3 separate regions of the Homo sapiens genome follow, and regions 2 and 3 are each linked to region 1. A link is an interaction called in ENCODE POLR2A ChIA-PET data of the cell type or tissue named here. Cell type or tissue: OCI-LY7. All regions are shown on one strand. Links, peaks and the distances in the headings refer to the core of each region. The heading gives the core; the rest is flanking DNA.

Evidence for each region. Peaks named below come from ENCODE experiments on the same cell type or tissue, not always from the same donor. Only the 100,000 strongest peaks of a DNase experiment are listed, where the experiment ranks them.
Region 2: POLR2A ChIA-PET joins it to region 1 with 6 read pairs; 1 of 35 experiments calls an interaction of 5 or more read pairs at or near these places.
Region 3: POLR2A ChIA-PET joins it to region 1 with 5 read pairs; 1 of 35 experiments calls an interaction of 5 or more read pairs at or near these places.

What each region holds. Positions count from the first base shown.
Region 1 is chr7:100,631,298-100,635,256 of GRCh38, reverse strand. It overlaps TFR2 (transferrin receptor 2), which reads left to right. Exons shown (of 18, transcript NM_003227.4): 4 at 1,701-1,841; 5 at 1,917-2,028; 6 at 2,134-2,256; 7 at 3,059-3,175; 8 at 3,312-3,451. LOC124901709 (a long non-coding RNA gene) reads right to left here. Exons shown (of 3, transcript XR_007060454.1): 3 at 2,155-2,334. Among named protein-coding and RNA genes, the nearest start is that of TFR2, 8.3 kb to the left of the region's middle. RefSeq lists a silencer at 1,845-1,904 and an enhancer at 2,285-2,404. In OCI-LY7, for the core only: CTCF peaks have their summits at 1,227 and 2,130; DNase peaks (open chromatin) are centred at 1,216, 1,456, 1,776 and 2,136; H3K4me3 peaks cover 1,471 bases; H3K27ac peaks cover 1,120 bases.
Region 2 is chr7:102,310,862-102,314,820 of GRCh38, reverse strand. It overlaps SH2B2 (SH2B adaptor protein 2), which reads right to left. Exons shown (of 9, transcript NM_001359228.2): 5 at 394-485; 6 at 139-309. Among named protein-coding and RNA genes, the nearest start is that of MIR4285, 20 kb to the right of the region's middle. In OCI-LY7, for the core only: no CTCF peak of the experiment used is centred there; no DNase peak of the experiment used is centred there; H3K27ac peaks cover 1,825 bases.
Region 3 is chr7:100,136,072-100,140,030 of GRCh38, reverse strand. It overlaps the pseudogene RPL7P60. Among named protein-coding and RNA genes, the nearest start is that of LAMTOR4, 11 kb to the left of the region's middle. RefSeq lists an enhancer at 2,140-2,199. In OCI-LY7, for the core only: no CTCF peak of the experiment used is centred there; a DNase peak (open chromatin) is centred at 1,950; H3K4me3 peaks cover 932 bases; H3K27ac peaks cover 1,356 bases.

The sequences.
Region 1 (3,959 bases), core at 621-3,120:
AAAAAGAAAAGAAAAGGGGCCGGGCGCCATGGCTCATACCTGTAATCCCAGCATTTTGGGAGGTGAAGGTGGGCTGATTGCCTGAGGCCAGGAGTTTGAGACCAGCCTAGCCGACATGCCGAAACCCTGTCTCTACTAAAAAAATACAAAACTAGCTGAGTGTGGTGGTAGGCGCCTGTGGTCCTAGCTACTCAGGAGGCTGAGGCAGGAGAATCACTTGTACCCAGGAGGCAGAGGTTGCAGTGAGCTGAGATTGCACGACTACACACCAGCCTGGGCGACAGAGCGAGACTCCGTCTCAAAAAAAAAAAGAAAGAAAGAAAGAAAAAAGAAAAGAAAAGTGTGTAAAGAAAGACTATAACCAGGATCCTGATTTAGATTGCAGTTCAGGGAAGGCTTCGTTGAGGAACTGACGAGTCTAAACTGCCAAGATGAGTAATTTGCCAGGCAAAGAGACTGTGGAAAAACATTCAGGCTGAGATTCACCATTTGCGAAGGGTCTGAAATGTGAAGATGGTGGCCTCTTGGAGGAAGGGAAAGATGGTCCATGTGGCCGGTGAGGTGGATGTAGCTCAGGCCCTAAAGGGCCTTACTGGCTACTTTAACTGTTTTGAATTGAATTTTCCTGCCTCATCCCTGAGTGATCCTCCCCACTCCCCTCCCCATAAGCACCTTATCTCACGCTTTTGATGTGTAGCTTTAAATACACATATGGGGCGGGTCGTCATGGTTCATGCCTGTAGTCCCAGCACTTTGGGAGGATCGCTTGAGGCCAGGAGTTCAAGACCAGCTTGGGAAACACAGCAAGACTTCTCGTCTACAAAAAATTTTTAAAAATCAGCGGTTGGTGGCGTACACCTGTAGTCCCAGCTGCTCAGGAGGCTGAGGCGGGAGGATGGCTTGAGCCCAGGAACCGGTGATTCCCCTGAGTACCTTGGTGTAAAGTGTCTCCATGAGGCCCACGTGGAGGATGGGGGAGATGAGGAGGGTCTGCTGCCTGCCCAGTTAGCTCTTTCGAAGGAAAGTGTTTGGGTGCTGTGTGTGTGTGTGTGTGTGTGTGTGTGTGTGTGTGTGTGTGTTGACGTCGGGAGGAACGAGGTTGGGGGAGAGAGTTTGGCTTGAGCCGGGAAGAACCTACAGGATGATGGGCAGGACCCCCAGCTATGGGAAGTCAGGTTTTAAGCAGAGTGAGGTCCTGAGAGTCTCCGGCGCCGCCCTGGTGGTGATGGGAGAAAATGGGTCCGCGGAGGGCCCTGCACTGCGGCTCGCGCCTGTAATGCCAGCACTTTGGGAGGCCGAGGCGGGCAGATCACCTGAGATCAGGAGTTTGAGACCAACCTGGTCAACATGGTGAAACCCGTCTCTACTAAAAATACAAAAATTAGCCGGGCGTGATGGCACGTGCCTGTAATCCCTGATACGAGGGAGGCCGAGGCAGGAAAATGGCTTGAACCAGGAAGGCGGAAGTTGCAGAGAGCCGAGATTGGTCCACTGCACTCCAGCCTGGGCGACAGAGCGACACTCCGTCTCAAAAAAAAAAAAAAAAAAAAAAAAAAAAGCGTCCGCGGGGAGCGCTCTTTTCCTAAACTCAGGAACCCCTCGCCGCCCCTGCCCCTGGCGACCCCACGTCTCTGGCATCCTTCCCTCTTCCCTCCCTCTCCTCCGGGCGCCCAGAAAAGTCCCCACCTCTCCCCGCTTAGGCAAACCAGCCTTCGGGAACGGGTGGCAGGCTCGGCCGGGATGGCCGCTCTGACTCAGGACATTCGCGCGGCGCTCTCCCGCCAGAAGCTGGACCACGTGTGGACCGACACGCACTACGTGGGGCTGCAATTCCCGGATCCGTGAGTGCGCGCGCGGGCGGGGGGCGCGCGGGGAGGGGGACGCGGCTCGGGGCGCTCACCAGCCCCGCTCCCCAGGGCTCACCCCAACACCCTGCACTGGGTCGATGAGGCCGGGAAGGTCGGAGAGCAGCTGCCGCTGGAGGACCCTGACGTCTACTGCCCCTACAGCGCCATCGGCAACGTCACGGTGAGCACCCCCTGCCCGCTCCTAGGATGGGGCGCGGCACGAGCCCTTTCCTGGGTCTCGAAGGAGGGACGCGGGGAGCGCGCCTCACCGTCCTCGTGTCCCCAGGGAGAGCTGGTGTACGCCCACTACGGGCGGCCCGAAGACCTGCAGGACCTGCGGGCCAGGGGCGTGGATCCAGTGGGCCGCCTGCTGCTGGTGCGCGTGGGGGTGATCAGCTTCGCCCAGAAGGTAAGTGTCCCTGGACAGAGGGAGGGCTTGAGCCCGGGAACCGGAGGGTCGGACTGCCAGTGAGAATCGTTCAGGGTGCTGTGAGAGGGAGACAGGAAAGAACCATGTGGCTGGATGGTAAGAAAATATAAGCTGGGCACGATGGTTCTCACCTGCAATCCCAGCACTTTAGGAGGCCAAGACAGGAGGATCGCTTGAGGCCAGGAATTCAAGGCAACACGGTGAGAACCCCCTCTCTACTAAAAAAAAAAAAAAAAAAAAAGGTTCTTTTTTTTTTTTTTTTAGTTAGCTGGGCTGGTGGCACATGCATGTGGTCCCAGCTACTCCGGAGGCTCCGGTGGGAGGATCGCTTGAGCCCAGGAGTGCCAGGCTGCAGTGAGCTATGATCGCGCCACTGCACTCCAGCCTGGGCAAGAGAGACTCTGTCTCAAAAAGAAAAAAAAAAAAAAGAGAGAGAAACAGAGAAGGGAGGGAGGGAGGGAGGAAGGAAGGAAGGAAAATGTTGGCTGGTCTGGGAATTGAATCAGAAGGAAAAAAGAAAATGTTGGCTGGGAACAAATTGGGTGTTGGGGGAAATCAGATGGGGAAGGGAACAGAAACATGGGGTACCCTGGAGCCCGGTGGGGTTTGAGGGCTGCCTAGGAGCTGCTGAGGTTGGGAAGACACAGGCCAGGTAGTGCCCCCACATCCTCTCCGTGGGATGGACAGTTGCAAGCAAAGGCCTTGCCATTTCCTGGTTTCTCCTGCCCTTATGAATCGGGTTTTTTTCTGGGAGGAGTCCTCTAGTCACCTTCCTCCCCAGGTGACCAATGCTCAGGACTTCGGGGCTCAAGGAGTGCTCATATACCCAGAGCCAGCGGACTTCTCCCAGGACCCACCCAAGCCAAGCCTGTCCAGCCAGCAGGCAGTGTATGGACATGTGAGTCTGGGGAGGCTGGTCGTGCTGTTCCCAGGTCCCGAGGCCACACCTTCTTGCTCAGAATAGGGCTGGCATGTTTTTCGTTTTTCCTGGAAGCCCAGCTCGCAGCTTTGCGTGGGCACCCCTTTCCCTGCAGGTGCACCTGGGAACTGGAGACCCCTACACACCTGGCTTCCCTTCCTTCAATCAAACCCAGTTCCCTCCAGTTGCATCATCAGGCCTTCCCAGCATCCCAGCCCAGCCCATCAGTGCAGACATTGCCTCCCGCCTGCTGAGGTGAGGGGAGTGTTGGGGACCAGAAGAGGAGGAAGCAGAGAGAGGAAGGCTGCAGCGAGGCCACAGGGTGATTGTGGGTGAACTAGAAAAAGGTGACTCTTGTTTAAGCCTGCAGTGAGCCATGACTACACCACTGCACTCCAGCCTGGGAGACAGAGAGACCCTGACCTTTTTTTTTTTTTGAGATGGAGTCTTGCTCTGTCTTCCAGGCTGGAGTGCAGTGGTGCAATCTTGGCTCACTGCAACCTCCACCTCCCGGGTTCAAGTGATTCTTCTGCCTCAGACTCCAGAGTATCTAGGATTACAGGTGCCCCCCCACCACGCCCGGCTAATTTTTGTATTTTTAGTAGAGGGTTTCACCATGTTGGCCAGACTGGTCTCGAACTCCTGACCTAGTGATCCGCCCATCTCGGCCTCCCAAAATGCTGGGATTACAGGTGTGAGCCACCATGCCTGGCCGGGACCCTGACTCTTTAAAAAAAAAAAAAAAAAAAAAAAAAGTGACTCT
Region 2 (3,959 bases), core at 538-3,037, 1.7 Mb before region 1:
ACGTGTGAAGGACCCAGGAGGATGAGATGTCACAGCTTCTGAGGCTTAGCAAGGTTTAGGGAGCCCATGGGTGGCCATGGCTGGGGGTGGGGGTCCAGGAGAGGTGGGATGGGAAGAGCAGGCTGTCCCCACTGGCACCTGTGTTATTGCTGTCACTGCCGCTGCCGCCCGGGGATTCCAGGGTCTGCAGAAAGGTCTCTAGCGGGACGTGGATCAGGGATTCTCTGACGGCATCTCGACCTCGGCTGTGGGGGGCTGTCACCACTGCACCCACGGCTGTCGTCTCTGGGGGGCGGGGCAGGTCGACTGCTGGGGAAGTGGCAGGTAAGATGCACGTATCTTTATCTGTCCACCCTGAGTGTGCCCCTCCTTCAACCCTGTCCCCCTACCTACCATCAGTCAGGAGCTCACAGCTGCAGGAGGCCACGCGGCTGGCCAGACAGCCTCCTCGGGTACAGGAGAGCTCGGTGTCTTCCTCACTGTCACTGTGGAGACAAGAAATGGAAACCATGTCCTGCCGTGGGACTTGGACTCGGACCACAGGCTACTTATGTGGCCAGGCAGTGGCTGGCAGTCCCATGGCCCAGCATCTAGGCCTCCTGGCTCTGGTCACCTCCCTCTGCCTCCATGTCCCTCTGTCCCACCCTACACTGGCTCTGTGGCCACCGTGTGATTGACCAGGCCACTGTTGGGGCTCAGAAAACAATACCGCAAAACAAAGTCCTCAGCAGCAGCCTCGAACAAAAAAGTTTTTCTCTGACCTTCTCCTGCCTACTTGTCTCTCAGTCCTCTTCTCCCCAGAGGCACCAGAGAAACAAAAGTCCCTTTTTCCCAAGGTGGGTCACAGAAACCAGAACCCCTTTTCCCAAAACGTAGTCATAAAACCTAAAAATATTCTTTTTTTTTTTTTGAGACGGAGTCTCACTCTGTTGCCAGGGCTGGAGTGCAGTGGCGCGATCTCGGCTCACTTTGCCTCTGCCTCCTGGGTTCAAGCGATTCTCCTGCCTCAGCCTCCTGAGTAGCTGGGATTACAGGCATCTGCCACCATGCCCGGCTAATTTTTTTGTATTTTTAGTAGAGATGAGGTTTCACTGTGTTGGCCAGGCTGGTCTCAAACTGACCTCGTGATCTGCCTGCCTCGTCCTCCAAAAATGCTGGGATTACAGGCGTGAGCCACTGCGCCCGGCCAACCTAAAAATATTCTATGTAAAAACTTGTCATAAAGAAATTATCCAGCCAGGCACAGTGGCTCATGTTTGTAATCCTAGCATTCTGGGAGGCTGAGGTGGGAGGATCACTTGAGGTCAGGAGTTTGAGATCAGCTCGGGCAACATAGCGAGACCCCCATCTTTTTTGTTTGTTTGTTTGTTTTGAGATGGGAGTCTTGCTCTGTCACCCAGGCTGGAGTGCAGTGGCACGATCTCAGCTCACCGCAACTTCTGCCTCCCGGGTTCAAGTGATTCCCCTGCCTCAGCCTCCTGAGTAGCTGGGATCACAAGCATGCGCCACCATGCCCAGCTAATTTTTTTTTTTTTTTTGTATTTTTTGCAGAGATGGGGTTTCACCATGTTGGCCACGCTGGTCTCAAACTGGTGATCTGCCCGCCTTGGCCTCCCAGAGTGTGGGGATTACAGGCGTGAGCCACTGCACCTGGCCGCAAGAACACGTCTTTTTTTTTTTTTTTTTTTTTAGACAGAGTTTTGCTCTTGTTGCCCAGGCTGGAGTGCAATGACGCAATCCTGGCTCACTGCAACCTCTGCCTCCCGGGGGTTCAAGCAATTCTCCTGCCTCAGCCTCCCGAGTAGCTGATATTACAGGCATGTACCACCACGCCCGGCTGATTTTGTATTTTTAGTAGAGATGGGGTTTCTCCATGTTGGCCAGGCTGATCTCAAACTCCCAACCTCAGGTGATCCGCCCACCTTGGCCTTCCAAAGTGTTGGGATTACAGGCATGAGCCACCGCGCCCGGCCCTGAGAATCTCATCTTAATAAAAGAAAATTAGCTGGGCGTGGTGGTGAGGCAGGAGGGTCAATGGAGTCCAGGAGTTGGAGGCTGCAGTGAGCTGTGATCATGCCCCACTGCCCTCCTGCTTGGGCAACGGAGCAGAAAAAAAAAGTAAAAACAAAAGGAAAGAAAGAAACGGAAGAAGGAAAGGAAAGCAAGAAAGAAAGAAAAAAAGAAAGAAAGAAATTACCCAATCTGCCTGGTTTGACTGTAGGTCATAAGACCCCCATTCAAGATAGGGTTCTGTCCCACACCCAGAAGGAAGGAATGCTACTCAGAGAGGCCAAGAAGAATCTGGACAGACAGGCCTGGCTGGGTCCCCTGCTCAGTCTATTCCCTTTAGATCCTACCCTTTGTATCCAATCCTCTTTCTACACTGCTGTCCATACTTTGCTGAACCTAAGCATAAAAATGGACCATTTCCCTGTATCCTTTTTTTGAGACAGAGTCTCCCTCTGTTGCCCAGGCTGGAGTGCAGTGGTGTGATCTCGGCTCACTGCAACCTCTGCCTCCCAGGTTCAAGTGATTCTCCTGCCTCAGCCTCCCAAGTAGCTGGGATTACAGGTGCATGCCACCACCAGGCCCAGCTAATTTTTGTATTTTTAGTAGAGATGAGGTTTCACCATGTTGGCCAAGCTGGTCTCAAACTCCTGACCTCGTGATCCGCCTGCCTCGGCCTCCCAAAGTACTGGGATTACAGGCATGAGCCACCATGCCTGGGATTTTTTTTTTTTTTTTGAGACTGAGTCTCACTCTGTCACCCAGTGGAGTTCAGTGGTGCAATCTCAGCTCACTGCAACCTCCGCCTCCCAGGTTCAAGCAATTCTCCTGTCTCAGCCTCCTGAGTAGCTGGGATCACAGCGGGCCCGCCTCCACCTCCAGCTAATTTTTGCATTTTTAGTAGAGATGGGGTTTCCCCATGTTGGCCAGGCTGGTCTCGAACTCCTGACCTCAGGTGATGTGCCTGCCTCAGCCTCCCAAAGTGCTGGGATTACAGGCGTGCACCACCACGCCCAGCCCTCCCCTGTATCTTTGAGTCTTCATTCTGAAGGCTCCTATGTATACACGTTAAATAAATTTACATGCTTTTTCTCCTATTAATCTGCCTTGTGCAGCTAAGCACTGTGGCTCATGCCTGTAATCCCAGTGCTTTGGGAGGCCGAGGCAGGCGGGTCTCTTGAACCCAGGAATTCAAGACCAGCCTGGACAACATAGCACGATCCCGATCCCGTCTCTAAAAAAAAAAAAAAAAAAAAAAAGGCCAGTTGCAGTGGCTCACGCCTGTAATCCCAGCACTTTGGGATGATGAGGTTGTCAGATCACCTGAGGTCAAGAGTTCGAGACGAGCCTGACCACCATGGGGAAACCCCGTCTCTGCTAAAAATATAAAAATTAGCTGGGCTTGTTGGCAGGTGCCTATAATCTCAGCTACTTGGGAGGCTGAGGCAGGAGAATTGCTTGAACCTGCGAGGTGGAGGTTGCAGTGAGCTGAGATTGTGCCATTACATTCCAGCCTGGATGATGGAGCGAGACTCCATCTCAAAAAAAAAAAAAAATTAAGCCAGTCATCGTGGCATGTGCCTACAGTCCCAGTTACTTGGGAGGCTGAGGCAGGCAGATCAGTCGAGCCCAGGAGGTCGAGGCTGCAGTGAGCTTGATTGCACCACTGTACTCCAGCCTGGGTGACAGAGCAAGACCTTACCTCTAAAAAATAAAATAATAAAATAAAAATAAATAAATAAATTTGTATGCCTTTTCTCTCATTTATCTGCCATTTGCAAATTGATTTTCCACTGAAACTTCAGAAAGCCCAGGGGAAGGCTCTCTCTTGGCCCGGATACCACTGAGTGGACAGTCCCCACTGAGGGCCCATGATCCCTGCCCACTATCCTTGAGGGGCTGGGCTCCTCCTGGGATCCCGTGCAGACCCTCAGAGGGTGGGAAGGTTTCTC
Region 3 (3,959 bases), core at 538-3,037, 500 kb after region 1:
CTCCACCCTAGGTGACAGAGCAAGACTCCATCTCAAACAAACAAACAAAAAACATGCTGAGGATTGTGGAACCATATATTGCATGGGGATACCCAAATCTGAAGTCAGTAATTGAACTAATCTACAAGTGTGGTTATGGCAAAATCAATAAGAAGTGAATTGCTTTGACAGATAACACTTGATTGCTTGATCTCTTGGTAAACATGGCATCACCTACATGGAGGATCTGATTCATAAGATCTATACTGTTGGAAAATGCTTCAAAGAAGCAAATAACTTCCCATGCTCCTTTCAATTATCCTCTCCACGAGGTAGAATGAAGAAAAAGACCACCCATTTTGTAGAAGGTGGAGATACTGGCAACAGAGAGGACCAGATCAACAGACTTATTAGATGAACTAAGGTGTCTACCATGATTATTGTTCTAATGTTTTCAGTTAATAAACAGTAACTGCTCTCAAATTGAGAAAAAAAAAAAAAAAGTCCATGCGCGGTGGCTCACACCTGTAATCCCAGCAGTTTGGGAGGCCAAGGCAGGTGAGTCACGAGGTCAGAAGATCGAGACCATCCTGGCTAACATGGTGAAACCCCGTCTCTGCTAAAAATACAAAAAAAAAAAAAAAATTAGCTGGGCGTGGTGGCGGGTGCCTGTAATCCCAGCTACTCAGGAGGCTGAATCAGGAGGATCGCTTGAACCCAGGAGGTGGAGCTTGCAGTGAGCCAAGATCGCACCACTGCACTCCAGCCTGGGCGACAGAGCGAGACTCCATCTTAAAAAAAAAAAAAAAGAAGTGAGAATACACAGGAAAGGTATGTGACTCAGCCTTTGGGGTTGTGGGAAGAATTCCACAAAAAGGAGATATCTTGGCCAGGCACAGTAGCTCACGCCTGTAATCCCAGCACTTTGGGAGGCCGAGGCAGGTGGATCACCTGAGGTCAGGAGTTCGAGACCAGCCTGGTCAACATGGCGAAACCTCGTCTCTACTAAAAATACAAAAATTAGCTGGGCGTGGTGGCACGTGCCTGTAATCTCAGCTACTGGGGGGGCTGAGGCAGGAGGATTGCTTGAACCTGGGAGGCGGAGGTTGCAGTGAGCCGAGATTGTGCCATTGCACACCAGCCTGGGCAACAGAGCTAGACTCCATCTCAAAAAAAAAAAAAAAAAAAAGGAGATATCTTTTTTGTTGTTGTTGGAGATGGGGTCTCACCCTTTTGCCTAGGCTGAAGTGAAGTGTAGTGGCTCAATCTCGGCTCACTGCAACCTCCACCTCCTGGGTTCAAGCGATGCTCCAGCCTCAGCCTCCCGAGTAGCTGGGAGTAGGTGCGCACCACCGTACCAGCTAATTTTTGTATTTTTAGTAGATGTGGGGTTTCACCATGTTGACTAGGCTGGTTTTCAACTCCGGGCCTCAACTGATCTGCCCGCCTCAGCCTCCCAGAGTGCTGGGGATTACAGGCATGAACCATCGTGCCCCACCCAAAGGGGAGATATCTAAGCTGCGTTCTCAAAGAGGACTTTGTGTCAGCCAGGTACAGAGTGTCAGAAGGGCACTCACGGCTGGGGAACAGAGATGCCCAGGTATAACATAAATCACACAGAAAAATGTTTGAGTTGGGGATGGGATGAGGCAAGAGGTGAGGCAGCAGAATAAAGCAAGAAGGTCCCCAAGGACTTCATACACCGGGCTCAGATTTGTGCATTATAATTTCTAAAAATGGCTTCAGATAAAACTGAACAATTCATTTCTCCCAAAGCATCTCAGCTGAAGCTCAGGCTTTATTTTGTAAAAAAGGTTTGTACATTTTGGAAGGCTGATTTCCTGGCAGATGGGACTAACGCGCTTCAGGAAGGTGTAGGTTTCTAGACACACGAAGTTACTTCCTGGACTAGCAGCAGGGCTAAGAGCCAGTGACTTGCAATATATACCCTAGGGGAAAGCAGGTGCCTGTCACCACCTAGATATGGCTTCAGGTGAAGATTTTTGTGTGTGTGTGTATTCAGCTCCCAACCTTGTTTGATCACTCAATGGAACAGGTAGCTGAATGTGACCACAGCTTATGATGGAACCTACTGACCTGGAAAGAAACCAGCATGCTGAACCACTACCTTATAAACCCTTGAGCACAACCTTCCTCCCTCAGTTTTTGCAACAATGACCCTACTTTACCCTCAGGGACTCTATTATCTCAAGTTTTCTCCAAACAACTCTACTTTCGTCTTTGTACCTTGTATTAATATTTTAGTTAACAGGACTTTTTCTCCAGACAAATTTGTATCTTACCTTACAGGGAAATAAAACATTTTACTTTTGGCACTAGAAAAAAATATGTAAATATATGTGTTTAAAAAAAAAAAAAGTGGGCCGGGCGTGGTGGCTCACGCCTGTAATCCCAGCACTTTGGGAGGCCAAGGCGGGCGGATCACAAGATCAGGAGATCGAGACCATCCTGGCTAACACGGTGAAACCCCGTTCCTACTAAAAAATACAAAAAATTAGCCGGGTGTGGTGGCAGGCGCCTGTAGTCCCAGCTACTCCAGAGGCCAAGGCGAGAATGGCGCGAACCCGGGAGATGGAGCTTGCAATGAGCCGAGATTGCGCCACTGCACTCCAGCCTGGGCGACAGAGTGAGACTCCATTTCAAAAAAAATAATTAAAAAAAAAAAAAGAAAGAACAAATTTTAAAAAGCAAGAAAACATCTTATAACCTTTAGTGTTGGCCTTGCTGCTAGAAAACGTAAGTCTAAACATATTGCTGTGGCCGGGTGCAGTGGCTCACCTGTAATCTCCGCACTTTGGGAGGCCGAGGCAGGCGGATTACCTGAGGGCGGGAGTTCCAGACCAGCCTGACCAATATGGTGAAACCCTATCTCTACTAAAAATAAAAAAAATTAGCCAGGCATGGTGGCATGCGCCTTAGTCCCAGCTATTTGTGAGGCTGAGGCAGGAGAATCACTTGAACCCAGGAGGTGGAGGCTGCAGTGAGCCAAGATCGCGCCACTGCACTCCAGCCTGGGCGACAGAGGGAGATTCCGTCCCAGAAAAAAAATAAATAAAATAAAAAACATATTGGTCACATGAAGCAACTTTTTAATTTTTTAATTGTTTATTTTTTTGAGATGGGGTCTTGCTCTGTTGCCTAGGCTGGAGTGCAGTGGTGCAATCATAGCTTACTGCAGCCTCCAACTCCTGGGCTCAAGTGATCCTCCCACTTCAGCCTCCTGAGTAACTGAGACTACAGATGTGCGCCCCCATGCCCAGCTAATTTTTGTATTTTTTGTAGTAATAGGGTCTCACTTTGCTGCCAGGCTGGTCTCAAACTCCTGAGCTCAAGCCATAGAGCTCAATATACCATCCATCCCTGCATAATTTCTTTATATACTTAGGTACTGCCTTCAAGTCCAGTTTCTTTCTAGAAAGCAGAGAAACGCAACCCTCTCCCCAGGGCATTGCTTTCTTCTACAGATATCCAGTAGAAAAGGCTTTCTGGGCTGGGCGTGGTGGGTCACACCTGTAAATCCGACCTTTGGGAGGCCAAGGCGGGCGGATCACTTGAGGTCAGGAGTTTGTGACCAGCCTGGCCAACATGATGAAACCCCATCTCTACCAAAAACACAAAAATTAGCTGGGTGTGGTGGCGTGTGCCTATAATCCCAGCTCTTCAGGAGGCTGAGGCAGGAGAATCGCTTGAACCCGGGCGGCGGAGGTTGCATGGCGCCACTACACTCCAGTCTGGGTGACACAATGAGACTCCGTCTCAAACAAACAAACAAACAAAAATGCTTTCTGGTGGGTGAGTGGGAGGAGGAGGTGATTATTCTTTTCCTGGGGGTCTGGACCATTAAGTTCCACAGTCATTAGGTTCCTCTTGCCGGCAGCCTTATTCCTTCTTTGCGCTTGCATTCCCAGACTCTACATTTACTCTACTAAGAAGTGTGGTTCTCTCCTTCCTCAGGCAGC